2 separate regions of the Homo sapiens genome follow, and region 2 is linked to region 1. A link is an interaction called in ENCODE POLR2A ChIA-PET data of the cell type or tissue named here. Cell type or tissue: Panc1. All regions are shown on one strand.

Evidence for each region. Peaks named below come from ENCODE experiments on the same cell type or tissue, not always from the same donor. Only the 100,000 strongest peaks of a DNase experiment are listed, where the experiment ranks them.
Region 2: POLR2A ChIA-PET joins it to region 1 with 11 read pairs; 3 of 35 experiments call an interaction of 5 or more read pairs at or near these places.

What each region holds. Positions count from the first base shown.
Region 1 is chr11:61,970,362-61,972,861 of GRCh38, forward strand. No RefSeq gene overlaps it. Among named protein-coding and RNA genes, the nearest start is that of FTH1, 4.0 kb to the left of the region's middle. RefSeq lists cis regulatory regions at 1,245-2,004, 1,250-1,761, 1,681-1,691 and enhancers at 1,516-1,810, 1,614-1,758, 2,422-2,500. In Panc1, no CTCF peak of the experiment used is centred here; a DNase peak (open chromatin) is centred at 1,480; H3K4me3 peaks cover 317 bases; H3K27ac peaks cover 2,366 bases.
Region 2 is chr11:62,861,295-62,863,794 of GRCh38, forward strand. It overlaps a transcript of SLC3A2 not described here. Among named protein-coding and RNA genes, the nearest start is that of SNHG1, 6.7 kb to the left of the region's middle. RefSeq lists an enhancer at 1-644. In Panc1, a CTCF peak has its summit at 1,531 (motif pointing left); a DNase peak (open chromatin) is centred at 1,519.

The sequences.
Region 1 (2,500 bases):
ATTTAAAAATACATTCCAGATAGATTAAAAATCCAAGCCTTAAAAAAAGTATAAAGTTTTGAGAAGAATATATACAAGATTATTTTTATAATTTTGGGGTAGGGAATGTTCTTCTGAGGCTGTCAGAAGCCGTAAAAGTACAGTTGGCAGGTTTGCCTATTTAAAAATGAAAAGCTGTAAGACAAAAGATGTTGTAAACAAGGTTAAAACAGAGATGACAAATTGGGATGATATTTGTAGCTCATGTAAGTGATGAAGATTAGGAACTATAATATATATTTGTATGTTTAATGAAGTACTATGTATGTGTCACACCTTTTTTTTTGAGATGGAGTTTTGCCCTTGTTGCCCAGGCTGGAGTGCAGTGGCTTGATCTCGGCTCACTGCAACCTCCACCTCCCGGGTTCAAGAGATCCTCCTGCCACAGCCTCCCAAGTAGCTGGGACTACAGGTGCCTACCACCACACCTGGCTGATTTTTGTGTTTTTAATAGAGACGGGGTTTCACCATGTTGGCCAGGCTGGTCTCGAACTCCTGACCTCAAGTGATCCACCTGCCTCGGCCTCCCAAAGTGCTGGGATTACAGGCATGACCCACCGCACCTGGCCTTATGAGACCCTTTTGATTGCCTGCGCTGGTGCTGTAGATGGTAAGCTCCTGGAAGGCAGGCATTGTTTCTGTCTTGTCTCTGCACTCCCAGCTTTTTGCAAATTGCTTGTTACTTGGTGCCCAGTATCTGTTGCATGAACAGATGGATTCATGATTGAATGTGGAGGATGGATGAGAGTGAGGCTAGAGGGCTGGGCACCAGTCAGGAGGCAGCAGCCTTAGTTATTAGTGAGCAGAGAAGATAGAACACAGATTTGACAGATCTGGAGAAGATCAAATGAACAGACTGATTGGCGAAAGTCGGGGGCCAGGGGTGGGCAGTGTGTAAGAGATCTCTCAGCTTTATGATTTGGTAGGCCTGGCTGCTGCTGCCATTCCCTGAGCCAAGGAGCACAGGAGGAAATGAAGGTTTCGGGGAAAGCCCTTGGGGAAGGCCTGCTTGGTTTTGGACTAGATGTGCTGAGTTTCCAGGCTTCCGGGATGTCCAGGGGGACAAAGCCAGCATGAAGCTCTCGGACCCACTGGAGGGAAGTCGGTCTGCTGCAGGGAGTAGGTTTCCTGAATCAGTGTTGGCTCCATGCTTGGCTAAACATGCATGTAGCTGCAGTGAACATCGCAGCAAGACTGAGGGACAGCTTGTGCTGTAGAAGGTCATTGGGAGGAGGCTGGCTGGGAACAATGGAAGGGAAATCTATTGGTGGGGGAGTGTGAGTGTGTGTGTGTGTTTATGATTGTTTATATGATTGCTTGTGTCCGTTCCCTACTTTCTGGTAACTTGAGGTGTCAGAACTGCAATGTCTAAGCCTTTAGATTCTTCCGAAGCTGTGGCCTGGTCTTGGGACCTTTGTTGACCAGGGTTCTACCTCCCCCACCCTCCAGCTCAGCTCCTCGTGACTTGGAGGCAGCAGAGAGTTTGGCTGGTCTCCCAGGACAGCCGCCTCCCAGGGCCAGGAGTGGCGGGAGGGACCTCAGATGAGAGAAGAGCCAAGCCGGTGGTTTCTGGAGGTTCAGCACATCCTGGAGCAGGAGGGGGCGGTGGTGGGGGTTGCGGTGGAGAGTTGCTGTCCCACCGTGACTCAGCACTCTGCTAGGCTGGGCTTGGGCTCAAAAAGTGCTTTGTCATGGAGGAGAAGAGCAGTCATAAGACCTGGAGGGCTGTGGCTTCACTGTGGAGGGAGGGAGGGAGGGAGGGAGGGAGGGAGGGAGAGTGTCCCCCTCCCCCCATTTCCTAATGGGACAAAGTCCAGAGGCCGGACTGGGAACAAAGGGGTCTGAGATCACTCAGGGGGGCCTCTGATGGTGTTTTTGCTGGCAAGCCTAGGTGTCACTTTTCCTACCTATCCCTCGCTCAGTGCCTTCCCGCCGCATGGGGAATTCTCAATAGATGTTGGGTCCCTTTCTCTTCTAGGGATTGTTATTGTGTAGTCACAATTTAGGATCCACAGCTAGGAAATCATAGACCCCCCACAAATTTTAAGGCTTTGGAAAGGACGTTAGAGCTTCCAAATCATCATGTTTTACAGATAAGGTGAGACCCAAAAAAGGTTAGGCTTGCCCAAAGCCGTAGAGTCACTGGCTGAAACACAAGCTGAAAACTAGGACAGGGCACATGATGGAACCCCGCATGGCCATTAAATACAGTAAGTGTGTTTAATAAGTGTGTTGCTGGAATGTGTGTGTGCAGGAATGCTATGTGAAAAGGCCAGACCCCAAACCGTTCCACAGGCTGATTGCAACAAAGAAAAACCTCAGGGCTGGAGACATAGATGAGGATTGGGAGAGAATGGGTTACGTGGTATTTTAACTGAAGAGCTGATGTTTTAAATGTCTGGGATTTCCCCTGAAGTGAAGTGAAGTAAAGCAGGAAATTCGAGTTTTGAAATTCAGACCA
Region 2 (2,500 bases), 890 kb after region 1:
AACAAATAGAGGCCCTGTCTCAAAAAAAAAAGAGGGTTTCACTCTTGGTCACTGTAACCTCAAACTCCTGCACACAAGCAATCCTCTGGGCTGAGCTGGGACTACAGGCATGGGCCACCGTGCCCAGCTAATCTATTTTGCTTTTTGAATAGACAGAGGTCTTGCTGTGTTGCCCAGGCTGGTCTCAAACTCCTGGGCTCAAGTGATTCTCCAGCCTTGGCCTCCCAAAGCAATCCCTAGGTAACAGACTCAGTCTGGCTTCCTGGCTCTGGCTTCTTCCCTTCTAGTTCATTCTCCACACTGTAGTCAGAGTGATCTTTACGAATAAAAACTCTGGTCGGTCGGGCACAGTGGCTCATGCCTGTAATTCCAGCACGTTGGGAGGCCTAGGCGTGTGGATCACTTGAGGTTGGGAGTTCGAGACCAGCCTGACCAACATGGAGAAACCCCATCTCTACTAAAAATACAAAATCAGCCAGGCGTGGTGGCATATGCCTGTAATTCGAGCTACTCAGGAGGCTGAGGCAGGAGAGTCGCTTGAGAAAGGCGGAGGATGCGGTGAGCTGAGATCGTGCCACTGCACTCCAGCCTGGCCAACAAGAGCAAAACCTCTCTCAAAAAAAAAAAAAAAAAAAAAAAGTCTGGTCAGGTCCCACTTCAGCTCACAATCAGTTCAGTGCCTCTCCATTGTCTTTAAGCTATAGCCCAAATTGATCAATACAGCCATTAAGAAGTGCTGCTAGGCCAGGCGCGGTGGCTTACCTGTAATCCCAGCACTTTGGGAGGCCAAGGCAGGCGGATTACCTGAGGTCAGGAGTTCAAGACCAGCCTGGGCAACATGGTGAAATCCCGTCTCTACTAAAAATACAAAAATTAGCTGGACATGTTGGAGTGTGCCTGTAATCCCAGCTACTCGGGAGGCTGAGGCATAAGAATTGCTTGAACCTGGGAGGTGGAGGCAACGATGAGCTCATCGCAACGATGAGCTGAGATCACGCCATTGCACTCCAGCCTGGGCGACAGAGTGAGACTCTGTCTCAAAAAAAAAAAAAAAAAAAAAAAAGCCCTGCTTCTAACAGGGCCAATGGCTCACACCTGTAATCCCAGCACTTTGGGAGGCGAAGGTGAGAGGGTCCCTTGAGGCCAGAGGTTTGAGACCAGCCTGGGCAACATAGTAAGATGAAACCCCCATCTCTACAGGAAAAAAGCCCTTCCTCCCTATCGCCACCCCTCCCCCAAGCCTAAACTACCCCTTCTCACCCACAGTCAACTCCCTGGGGTTTGATTTTATCTAGGTAAATCATCCTGCTATCTCTATTGTCTAGCAGAATACAATTCACAAATAGGACTCAATATACATTTATTAGTTACCTCTATAAGTTTTTTTCAGTTTGCCTCTTTATGTTGGGAATGCTGTAAATTTTTAAATGATCTTTTCTCAGCCAATTCATTGACTGTCCTACCTTACCAAATGATTTTGCTCTTAGAGAGGTCTGGAGAGTGTTTGTTCAAGGAGCAACCCTGCCCCCACCTGGCAGCAAGAGGCACTGCCTCAATTAATAGAGGAGAAGGATATGCAAATGACCAGTGCTTGTCAGGGAACTGGCAGAGACGTGACAGTGGAGAAAAGGCTCAAATTCTTTTTGAGATGGGGTCTCATTCTGTCACCCAGGCTGGAGTGCAGTGGCGTGATCTCAGTTCACTGCAACCTCTGCCTCCCAGGTTCAAGCGATTCTCTTGCCTCAGCCTCCTGAGTAGCTGGGATTACAGGCGCTGCAACCACTCCCAGCTGATTTTTATGTTTTTAGTAGAGACGGGGTTTCACCATGTTGGCCAGGCTAGTCTCGAACCCCTGACCTTAAGTGATCAGCCTGGCTTAGCCTCCTAAAGTGCTGGGATTACAGGCGTGAGCCACCACTCTGGGCCTCAATTTCTTTTCTTTTTGAACCAGGATCTCACTCTGTCACCTAGGCTGGAATGCAGTGTGTGATCACGGCTCACTGCAGTGTTGAACTCCTGGGCTCAGAGGATCCTCCCACCTCAGCCTCCTGAGTAACTGGGACTGTAGGCATGTGCCATCACACCCAGCTAATTCTTTAATTTTTTGGAGTGTGACAGTGCCTCACTATGGTGCCTAGGCGGGTCTCCAACTCCTGGGCTCAAGCGACCAAATTGCTGGGAAACAGGCATGAGCCACTATACCTGGCCCAACATAAATAGAATTTCCTGGGTTGTGGAGGAGTGTGACATTGAGGTGGTCTTCCAGGGAAGAGGTGCTTTTACAACTGCAGTGGGTAACATGGGTATCTGGGCTACCTGCTCATGCAATGTACTAATGTTTTCTGGTTCTGCTTTCAGCTTCATCATGAATATACCATTTCCATCTTTATATCTGACTAAAGGGTCTGTCTGACTTTATGACTTGATAGGTCTGACAAGACCCAATTCATAATGGGGCAGTTCTGGATGCTTCATAGTCAAGCTTTCCAGTAACAGCCCT